Regions from separate parts of the Homo sapiens genome. Here region 1 is linked to region 2. A link is an interaction called in ENCODE POLR2A ChIA-PET data of the cell type or tissue named here. Cell type or tissue: GM12878. All regions are shown on one strand. Links, peaks and the distances in the headings refer to the core of each region. The heading gives the core; the rest is flanking DNA. Region 1 overlaps MAST2 (microtubule associated serine/threonine kinase 2). Region 2 overlaps IPP (intracisternal A particle-promoted polypeptide).

Region 1 (5,385 bases), core at 267-5,266, 110 kb before region 2:
CTAAGGGTCTAATACCCAGAATATATAACAAACTTAAAACAACAAAAAAATTCAATTAAAAAAAATGGGCAAAGGACTTGTATAGACATTTTTCCAAAGAAGATATATAAATGGTCAAAAAACACATGAAAAGATGCTCAACATCATTAGTCATTACAGAACTACAAATCAAAACCACAATGAGGTACCACTTCATACTCACCAGGATAGTATAACTAAACAATAATTTTTTAAATGGAATATAACAAGTTGACAAAGATATAGAGAAACTGAAACCTTCAGTACATTGCTAGTGGAACTGTAAAATGGTAAGCTATTACAGAAAACAGTTTGGTTATTCCTCAAAAAGTTGAATTACCGTATTTCTTTGTGATTCCACCCCAGGTATATCCCCAAAAGAACTGAAGACAGGTACTCAAGTACATGTATACATATAGTTCATAGCAGCACTATTCACAGTATCCAAAAGGTGGAAACAGCCCAGTGTCCATCAATGGATAAAAAGTTGTGTTGGACACATACAACGAGATATTATTCAACCAAAAGAAGGAATAAAGTACCAATATATGCTAGAATGTGGATGAACATCCAAACATTATGCTAAATGAAATAAACCAGATACAGAAGGTCACATATGTATAATATTATTTATATAAAATATCCAGAATAGAGAAATCCATAGAGACAAAATGCAGATTGCATGGAAGGGGAGTGGGGAGAAAGGGCTTAATGGATAAGAGGTTTAAATCTAAAGTAACAGGCAGGTTTTGCAGCTAGATAGAGGTGGCAGTTGTATTGTGAAAAACAAATCTGCCAGTACTAAATGCCACTGAATTGTTCACTTTAAAATGGTTGATTTTGTTATGTAAATTTCATATCAATATTTTTAAAAGGATATGTACACCAGATTACCTGTCATCATCTGAGAATCAAACTCATTAATTTTCTCCCCCAAACCTGTTCCTTTTCCTGTATTCTCAATTTCAGATAAAAGTAACAGCCAGGTACAGTGGCTCATTCCTATAATCCCAGTACTTAGGGAGGCCAAAGCGGGTGGATCACTTGAGCCTGGGAGTTCGACACAGAAGAATACAACGATCACCTAGTGGCAATCAAGCAGACCATCCGAAGACAAAACTCCTTATCTGAAAAATTGAAAAGTAATTAGACTTCTCTATTATCTAAAGCCAGCATCTGGTACCAGGCTTCTTTCCCAAAAATTTATAAGTAACTAGAATTTCTATACATCTCCAGAATGCATGAATGTCAAAACTTATTTTGCAACCCTTGCTAACATCAAGGCACCCAAAGTCTACAAATGTAATAATTTACCATGACCTACATAACTAATATGGTCCAAATTACCCTAAGGTCCTGCTTTAAAGTCCATAAATACCCCTAAGGAAAATCCACCGCAACACACTCAGTCCTTTTTGCTGAATGAAGCACTGTACTGCACTCTGCTGCAGCATTCTATCTAATAAAACTTTCCTTTCTAAACCTATACTGCTGTCAGTAAATTCTTTTACCACCAGTGAGCCAACCACTCTCCACTGCCGGGTTCTGACACCTTGCCCAGCAGAGACTAGCCCGCACAACATGGCGAAATCCTGTCTCTACAAAAAAGTCAAAAAATTAGCCAGGCATGGTGGCATCCACCTGTGGTCCCAGCTACATATATAAGGAATACATGTATTTCTTACTGTATCACAGTAATTATATATATATACAGAAGAAATATATATATGTATATATTTCTTTATACGGTAAGAAATATACACAATATTTCTTACTGTATCACAGCTACTAATAACTATTTGAAGTACCGAGGCATAAAAAGAAAAAAATATATACATTTTGTTCATATTGTTAAATGACAAACCTGAGACAAGTTAAATTTAATGACTTAATTGAACAAAAAACAGATTTGCCAGGTGCGGTGGCTCACCCCTGTAATTCCAGCACTCTGGGAGGCAGAGGTGGAGACTGGAGGATTGGTTGAGCCCAGAAGTTTGAGACCAGCCTGGGCAGCACAGGGAGCCCCCACCCCCAACCCCCATTACAAATAATAAGGAAATGAAAACTGTGGTCCCAGCTTCCGGGAAAGGTGGGGAAGGGAGCAGCCTGAGGCAGAAGCATCACTCAAGCCCAAGAGGTCCAGACTGCAGTGAGCCATGTCACTGCACTCCACCCTGGGTGACTAAGCAAGTCCCTGTCTCAAAAAAATAGAGATTAATGAACCAGTTAGCATCCAGTACCAAATGCAGTTCAGAATGTTCCATCCCCCAATGCATGTAGGCTATATTTATAGCCAGAGAAACAGAAATGACATACAGAAGTAGCCTGATGGGCTGCAGTTCAGGTGTTTGCCTTATTTGAACATGCTTTGGCAATATTCAGCCTATATGACTGGCTGAAAACTTGGCTGCTATGCTTGACTGAGGCTCAGCTACTTGTTACAAGAGTATACTCTTAGGTTAGGTTGCAGGTAGTTTATATATTAAATTAGGTTATAGTTCACTATGTAGGGAGGTAGCTTTTGGCTGCCTCTAAATTTAACTATAAATCTGGCACTATGCTATTTTAAATGGATTGTCTCATTTCATCCTAAAAACTGCATGAGCGAAGTCTTAATATTATTTTGATTTTAAAGATGAGAAAACAGAGGCTTAAAGAGGTTCAGTGACTTGTAGAGGGTCATATGATTACTAAGTGGCAGGAGTAGGATGTGGAACACAGGTGTACAGCCTGAGTTTGTATTTACTTTTGTAAAGTAGAAGGCATTCACAATGATTTCATTCAAATATATTTTCTTGAGTAGAAATGAAAAAAGTATAAATTAACGGGTAAACCCACAGGAGTTGCATGCAAAGAACATTCATTATGACTTCTAGATTTCTACCTCCAAAGGTAGAAGGTAGTGATATGTATTAAAATCCAAACAGACAACAAAATCTGTTAATAACTCTTTAACACAAGTTTTACTCATCATTCCACCCCCTTGTAGATACACTTCAATTTGTCTTCATTCCATTAAAAATAAATACTGAAGAGCAAAAATTTTTCTTTCTGATAAAAGCCAATTTTTTTCCTTTTATAGGTTAAGCTTTTTTTACTCCAAGAAACCTTTGCCCCACCTAAAATCACAAAAATTTTCTCGTTTTCCTCTACACATTTTATGATTTAAGCTCTTACATTTGTTCAATTACCCACTTCAAGTTAATTTTTGTACAGCATGAGGTAAGTATAGAGGTTGATATTTTTGTGTGAATTGTTTCAACACCATTTGTTATGAAGACTACCTTTTCCCCCATTAAATTGCCTTGGCAAATTTGTCTATTTGGTTCCAGTGATCTATATATCTATCCTTATACCAATAATCACACTGACCCGATTACTGTTCCTTTATACAAAGTCATAAAATAAGTTTGATTCCTCTAACTTTGGTCTTCTTTTTAATATTGTTTTGGTTATTCTAGGTCCTTTACATTTCAATACACATTTGAAATCAGCTTGATATTTTCTGAAAAATACTACCTGGGTTTTGATCGGGACTGCATTAAATCTATAGCTTAATGGAGAAAATTTACATCTTCATGATATGAGTCTTCCTAGACTGGGCACCAGGTGGTTCATGCCTGTAAGCCAGCATTTCGGGAGGCCAGGGCAGGAGGATTGCTTGAGTACAGGAGTCCAAGACCAGCCTGGGCAACATGGCGAAACCCCATCTCTACAAAAAATACAAAAATCAGCCAGATGTTGCTGGGCGTGGTGGCTCACGCCTGTGATCTCAGCACTTTGGGAGGCTGAGGCGGGCAGATCACGAGGTCAGGAGTTTGAGACCAGCCTGGCCAACATGGTGAAACCCCATCCCTACTAAAAATACCAAAAACTAGCCAGGCATGGTGGCAGGCACCTGTAATCCCAGCTACTGGGGAGGCTGAGGCAGCAGAATCACTTGAACCCGGGAGGCGGAGGTCGCAGTGAGCTGAGACCATGCCATTGCACTCTAGCCTGGCAAACAGAGCGAGACTCCGTCTCAAAAAAAAAAAAAAAAATTTGTGATGGTGCCTGTAGTCCCAGCCACTTGGGAGGCTGACATGGGAGGATCACTGGAGCCCAGGAGGCGGAGGTCGCAGTGAGCCAAGATCACACCCCTATACTCCAGCCTGGATGACAGAGTGAGACCCTGTCTCAAAGGAAAAAAAAAAGAAAAGATATGAGTCTTCCAATACACAAAAATGTTGTATCTCTCCATTCATTTAGGTCTTCTTTAATTTGTCTCAGTAATGTTTTGTAGTTTTCAATGTACTGGTCTTCCAAAATGGTTTCTGGAATTTATCTTCAAGTAGTTCATATTTTAAACTATTGCAAACAGTCCTGATTTTTAAGTTTTGATTTCTAATTACTCATTGTTAGTATAGAGGGATACAACTGATTTCCACATTTTTCGTATATAAATATTTGTGTAAAACTGATAAGAAAATGAAAATGTAAGTCACAGACAGGGAGAATATGTTTAGAAGGCATATATTTGATATATAACTTGTATTCAGAATATACGAAGATTCCTGAAACTCAATAAGACAAAAAAAATTTTTTTTTAAATAGACAAAAGTTTTGAACAGACATTTGATCATAGAATGTATATATATAAAAATAGCTGACTGGGCGCATTGGCTGACACCTGTAATCCCAGCACTTTGGAAAGCCTAGGCGGGTGGATCACCTGAGGTCAGGAGTTCAAGAAGAGCCTGGCCAACATGGCAAAACCCCGTCTCTATTAAAAATACAGAGAAAATTAGCCAGGCATGGTGGTGCATGCCTGTAATCCCAGCTACTCAGGAGGGTAAGGCAAAAGAAGTGCTTGAACCCAGGAGGCGGAGGTTGCAGTGAGCCAAGATCATGCCACTGCGCTCCAGCGTGGGCAACAGACCGAGACTCCATCTCAAAAAAAAAAAAAAAAAAAAAAGAATATATATAATTGGCAAATAAGCACATAAAAATATGTTCAATCTCATTAGTCATTAGAGAAATGCAAATTAAAATTAAAACCACAATGAGAAACTCCCACACATCCACTAGTATGGCTAAAATTTAAAAAATGATAGCCGGGTGCGGTGGCTCACACCTGTAATCCCAGCACTTTGGGAGGCTGAGGCGGGTGGATCCCCTGAGGTCAGGAGTTCGAGACAAGCTTGACCAACACGGCGAAACCCCACCTCTACTAAAAATACGAAAATCAGCTGGGCGTGGTGGCGTGCGCCTGTAATTTCAGCTACTTGAGAGGCTGAGGGAGGAGAATGGCTTGAACCCGGGAGGTGGAAGTTGCAATGAGCCGAGATTGTGCCACGGCACTTTAGCCTGGGCAACAAGAGTGAAACT
Region 2 (5,385 bases), core at 95-5,094:
TGATAAGATGAAATGAGGTGAATGACCTAGGCATTGTGTTACAGTGTTAGGCTGTTAATCAAAACTAATGTAAAACTTAAGAACTGTGTATTTCTGGGCCAGGCACGGTGGCTCATGCCTGTAATCCCCGCACTTTGGGAGGATGAGGTGGGCAGATCACTTGAGCCTAGGAGTTCAAGACCAGCCTGGGCAACATGGTGAAACCTGTGTCTACAAAAAATAGAAAAATTGGCTGGGGATGGTGGCATGTGCTTGTAGACCCAGCTATTCATGGGGCTGAGGTGGGAAGGTCACTTGAACCCAGGAAGCTGAGGCTGCAGTGAGCCAAGATTGTACCACCGTACTCTAGCCTGGGTGGCAGAGCCAGACCCTGTCTCAAAAAAAAAAAAAAAAAAAAAGAATTGTTTATTTCTGGAATTTCCACTTAATATTTTGGAAATATTAATGGGTAATTGAAATCATGGAAAGTAAAACTGCAGATAAGGGGACTACTATATTAATTTTGGGGTTACAAATACATTTTAGCAAGTAGGTATATTCACAAATAAGGAATACATCTTATTCCTTATTTAATTGTGTATAGGAATACACTATTTAAATGTTTAAACAAGGGAGAGAAATTATCCAGACACACATTGGCATGAATCAGGTGAGAATTTAGGAGTGGGACAAAAGCTTTCATGACTGAGTTGGTTTTTCCAAGTGTAGCAGACACAGAGTACTAACAGAAATTTCTTCTGCTAGGAGCAAGGCAGTGTCCCCTAGAAATGGGACATGTTTTCCTACAGCTTTTTCTTTTTTTTTTTTTTTTTTGAGATGGAGTCTCGCTCTGTCGCCCAGGCTGGAGTGCAGTGGCGCGATCTCGGCTCACTGCAACCTCCGCCTCCCGGGTTCATGCCGTTCTCCTGCCTCAGCCTTCCGTGTAGCTGGGACTACGGGCGCCCGCCACCACGCCCGGCTAATTTTTTTTTTGTATTTTTAGCAGAGACGGGGTTTCACCATGTTAGCCAGGATGGTCTCGATCTCCTGACCTCTTGATCCACCCTCCTTGGCCTCCCAAAGTGCTGGGATTACAGTCATGAGCCACCGCGCCCGCCTCCTACAGCCTTTTAAAATTATAATTTATAATTTAAAATTAGACACAGTGAGAGTGTCTAATTCAAGTCCCGAAGTGTTTTTTAAGCATGCCCAGTAGTTATCATCTAGTGGTATTTCAGTGAAGGAAAATACTGCAACGATCAAGGGAGAAGTAAATTGATTTTTTTTTAAGGCAACCATAATATTTTTCAACTTTGAAACTTTTCCTCTTTGATCATATTGGAGAAAATATAAGCAACTTGTGTAGAAAAATGAGACTATAAAATTCAGAGGGAGCAAAATCTTAAATGGTTAAGTTATATTACATGAAATGCGTAGATTTTTTTCCATAGTATATATATTATTGTACTTACAACTGAAATAATTTAGGCAATTTAATATTATTAGATATTTGATTATATGTCTGTTTCTTATATTTTAGAGAATGATTTTACTTATCTTTAAATGGAATATGCTTATTATAAAAAGTTTAGGTAATACAGAAATATAAAAACAACAATAGGCTCGGCGTGGTGGTCACAACTGTAATTCCAACACTTTGGGAGGCCAAGGCGGGATGATCACTTGAGACCAGGAGTTTGAGACTAGCCTGGGCTGAACATAGTGAGACCCTGTCTCTACAAAAAAAAATTTTTTTTTTTTTTTTTGAGATGGAGTCTCGCTCTGTCACTGAAGCTAGAACGCAGTGGTGTGATTTCGGCTCACTGCAACCTCCGCCTCCTGGGTTCAAGTGATTCTCCTGCCTCAGCCTCCCCAGTAGCTGGGACTGCAGGCCTGTGCCACCACGCCCGGATAATTTTTTGTATTTTTAGTAGAGACAGGGTTTCACCATGTTAGCCAGGATGGTCTTGATCTCCTGACCTCATGATCCACCCTCCTTGGCCTCCCAAAGTGCTGGGATTACAGGCGTGAGACACCGCGCCTGGCCTACAAAAAAATTTTTTTTAAAAATTAGCCAGGCGTGGCCTGGTGTGGTGTCACGCATCTGTAGTCCCAGCTACTCGAGAGGCTGAGGCAGGAGAATTGCTTGAACCGAGGAGGCGGAGGTGGCAGTGAGCCAAGATCGCACCACTGCACTCCAGCCTGGCGACAGAGCAAGACTCTATCTCACAAAAAAAAAAAAAAAAAAAAAAAAATAGCCAGGTCTGGTGGTGCTTGCATATAGTCCCAGCTAGGAGGATCAATTGAGCCAAGGAGGTCGAGGCTGCAGTGAGCTGTGATCATGCCACTTCACTCCAGCCTGGGTTAGAGAATGAGACCCTGTCTCAAAAAAAAAAAAAAAAAAAAAAAAGCAAAATTAAATCAATAAAAAATAAAATAAGATAAAAAATAAAGCAAGACCTTGTTTCTACAAAAACAACATTTAAAATTAGTTGCTGGGTGTGGTGTCTCATGCCTTTAATCCCAGCACTTTGGGAGGCAGAGGCAGGTGGATCCCTTGAGGTCAGGAGTTCGAGACCAGCCTGGCCAATATGGTGAAACTCTGTCTCTACTAAAAATACAAAAATTAGCTGGGCGTGGTGGCATGTGCCTGTAGTCCCTGCTACTCTGGAGGCTGAGGCAGGAGAATCACTTGAACCCAGGAGGTTGAGGTTACAGTGAGCTGAGATCGCACCACTGCACTGGAGCCTGGGTTACAAAGCAAGACTCCATCTCAAAATAAAAGCAAATAAAATTAGGCTGGGCACAGTGGCTCACGCCTGTAATCCCAGCACTTTGGGAGGCCAAGGCAGGCAGATCACCTGAGGTCAGGAGTTCTAGACCAGCCTGGCCAACATGGTGAAATCCTGTCTCTACTAAAAATATAAAAATTAGCTGGGTGTGGTGGCACACACCTGTAGTCCCAGCTACTTGGGAGGCTGAGGCAGGAGAATTGCTTGAACCTGGGAGGTGGAGGTTGGTATGAGCTGAGTTTGTGCCACTGCACTCCCACCTGGCAACAGAGCAGGACTCTGTCTCAAAGAAAAAAAAATAGCCAGGTGTGGTGGTGCATGTCTGTATTCCCAGCCACTCAGGAAGCTGAGGCAGGAGAATTGCTTGAACCCAGGAGGCAGAGGTTGCAGTGAGCCGAGATCTCACCACTGCGCTCCAGCCTGGGCGATAGAGTGAGATTCTGTATCTAAATAAATAAATAAGTAAATAATTTAAAATTACCCTGGCATGGTGGTGCCTACTAGTAGTCCCAGCTACTTGGTGGGAGGCCGATGGGGGAGGATCACTTGAGCTCAGGAGTTTGAGGCTGCAGTGTGCTATGACTGTGCCAGTGCACTCCAGCCTGAGCAACAGAGCAAGACTCTTGTCTCAAAGAAAAAAAAATAAGGAAGAAAAGAATAAAAATAAAAATAATTTTATACATATTATTTATAATACAAAAAATTTACCTAAATCTTGCTATAAGTTAACAAAAGAAGAAACTGAAGTAATAACTAATTTCAGATTTATGTTCCCTTGTCCCAAGAAATATTTATTCTAAAAGGTTCATGTAGAATTAAGGACAAAAGATGAAAATCATTAAAAGAATCATAGTTTCAAATTGTATTTCAATTTTAAACAGTATCAACTTTTTGCTAAGAAAAATTAGGTAATTAGCATTTTTATTTTTCTTTCCACTCCTTTTTTTGTGTCAAGGTGTATAGCCCTTATTTATATATATATTTGTAGTCATGATTCCCCTAGCTCTGTCCTTTTAGTTTTGAATTTAAATGGATTTGATGTTCTCTACCAGCTTTTTGACCATGGTCTTTTCATTGATGATTTTTTTTAATATGCATTGTTTTGGTTGGCTGGATTTCATCATCAAGTGCTTTTTTAAAGAAAGCCTCATGATTACTGTGTTTCCTGAATTCCTTCATATTTGAGAATTTCTATGTGTTGCTTTTTAAATTTCACACCAATTTGGGTGGGCATAATACTGTTTTTTTTTTTTGAGACGGAGTCTTACTCTGTCTCCCAGGCTGGAATGCAATGGCGTGATCTCGGCTCACTACAACCTCCGCCTCCCAGGTTCAATCGATTCTCCTGCCTCAGCCTCCCGAGTAGCTGGGATTACAGATGCCCACCGCCACACCCGACTAATTTTTGTATTTTTAGTAGAGACGGGGTTTCGCCATATTGGCCAGGCTGGTTTTGAACTCCTGACCTCAGGTGATCCGTCTGCCTCGGCCTCCCAAAGTGCTCAGGCGTGAGCCACCATGCCTGGCCAATATTCTTTAATTATAATGATTCTCCTATGTCTCCTCTCCTCAAATTTTGTAAGGCATAGTTTGGATTTTGGGGTTTTTTTTTTTAATGACTTGCTTATTTATTTATTTATTTATTTATTTATGTTTTTTTGAGATGAAGTCTTACTTTGTCACCCAGGCTGGAGTCAGTGGTGTGATCTCAGCTCACTGCAACTTCTGCCTGCTGGGTTCAAGCAATTCTTCTGCCTCAGCCTTCTGAGTAGCTGGGGACTACAGGCGTGCACCACTATGCCCGGCTAATTTTTGTATTTTTAGTAGAGATGGGGTTTCACCATATTGGCCAGGCTGTTCTCGAACTCCTGACCTTGTGATCTGCCCACCTCGGCCTCCCAAAGTGCTGGGATTACAGGCGTGAGCCGCTGCACCTGGCCATGACTTGATTTTTCTGATTGAATATCTAAGGAATTCTCTTTCATTATTCTTGATTTGTTTTGAAGTTGATCATTTTTTCATTAGACTGCCATATATCTTTTCTCTTTGAAATTTTAGTTTTTCCTTCATTTTGGGGAAATTTTCTTATGTGAAATTTCTAAATACTTTAAATGTTTCAAGGCCGGGCACGGTGGCTCACACCTGTAATCCCAGCACTTTGGGAGGCTGAGGCAGGCAGATCACGAGGTCAGGAGATTGAGACCATTCTGGCTAACACAGTGAAACCCTGTCTCTACTATAAATACAAAAATTAGCCAGGCGTGGGGGTGGGTGCCTGTAGTCCTAGCTACTCGGAAGGCTGAGGCAGGAGAATGGTGTGAACCCAGGAGGTGGAGCTTTCAGGGAGCTGAGATCGCACCACTGCACTCCAGCCTGGGCGACAGAGCTAGACTCTGTCTCTAAATAAATAAATAAATAAATAAAAATACTTTAAATGTTTCATTTGGTAGTCTTCTTCCTTTTATTGGAACTTCTTTGTCATTCATATTTATCATCTTCTAATGTTACAGTATTTTTTCTCTCTATTCACAATTATTTTCTCAAGCTTTTCCTCCACATCAGTAATTTGATTTTCAGTCATATCTATTGTTTCTAATTTATTAACTCTACAATA

What was found. ChIA-PET counts read pairs that join two places held together with the same protein. Peaks named below come from ENCODE experiments on the same cell type or tissue, not always from the same donor. Only the 100,000 strongest peaks of a DNase experiment are listed, where the experiment ranks them.
Region 1: POLR2A ChIA-PET joins it to region 2 with 8 read pairs; 2 of 35 experiments call an interaction of 5 or more read pairs at or near these places.

Annotation. Positions count from the first base shown.
Region 1 is chr1:45,837,803-45,843,187 of GRCh38, reverse strand. All of the region lies in intron 3 of MAST2 (microtubule associated serine/threonine kinase 2), which reads right to left. Among named protein-coding and RNA genes, the nearest start is that of MAST2, 37 kb to the right of the region's middle. RefSeq lists an enhancer at 3,860-4,361. In GM12878, for the core only: no CTCF peak of the experiment used is centred there; DNase peaks (open chromatin) are centred at 2,211 and 2,437; H3K4me3 peaks cover 517 bases; H3K27ac peaks cover 1,598 bases.
Region 2 is chr1:45,732,471-45,737,855 of GRCh38, reverse strand. All of the region lies in intron 3 of IPP (intracisternal A particle-promoted polypeptide), which reads left to right. Among named protein-coding and RNA genes, the nearest start is that of IPP, 15 kb to the left of the region's middle. In GM12878, for the core only: no CTCF peak of the experiment used is centred there; a DNase peak (open chromatin) is centred at 2,094.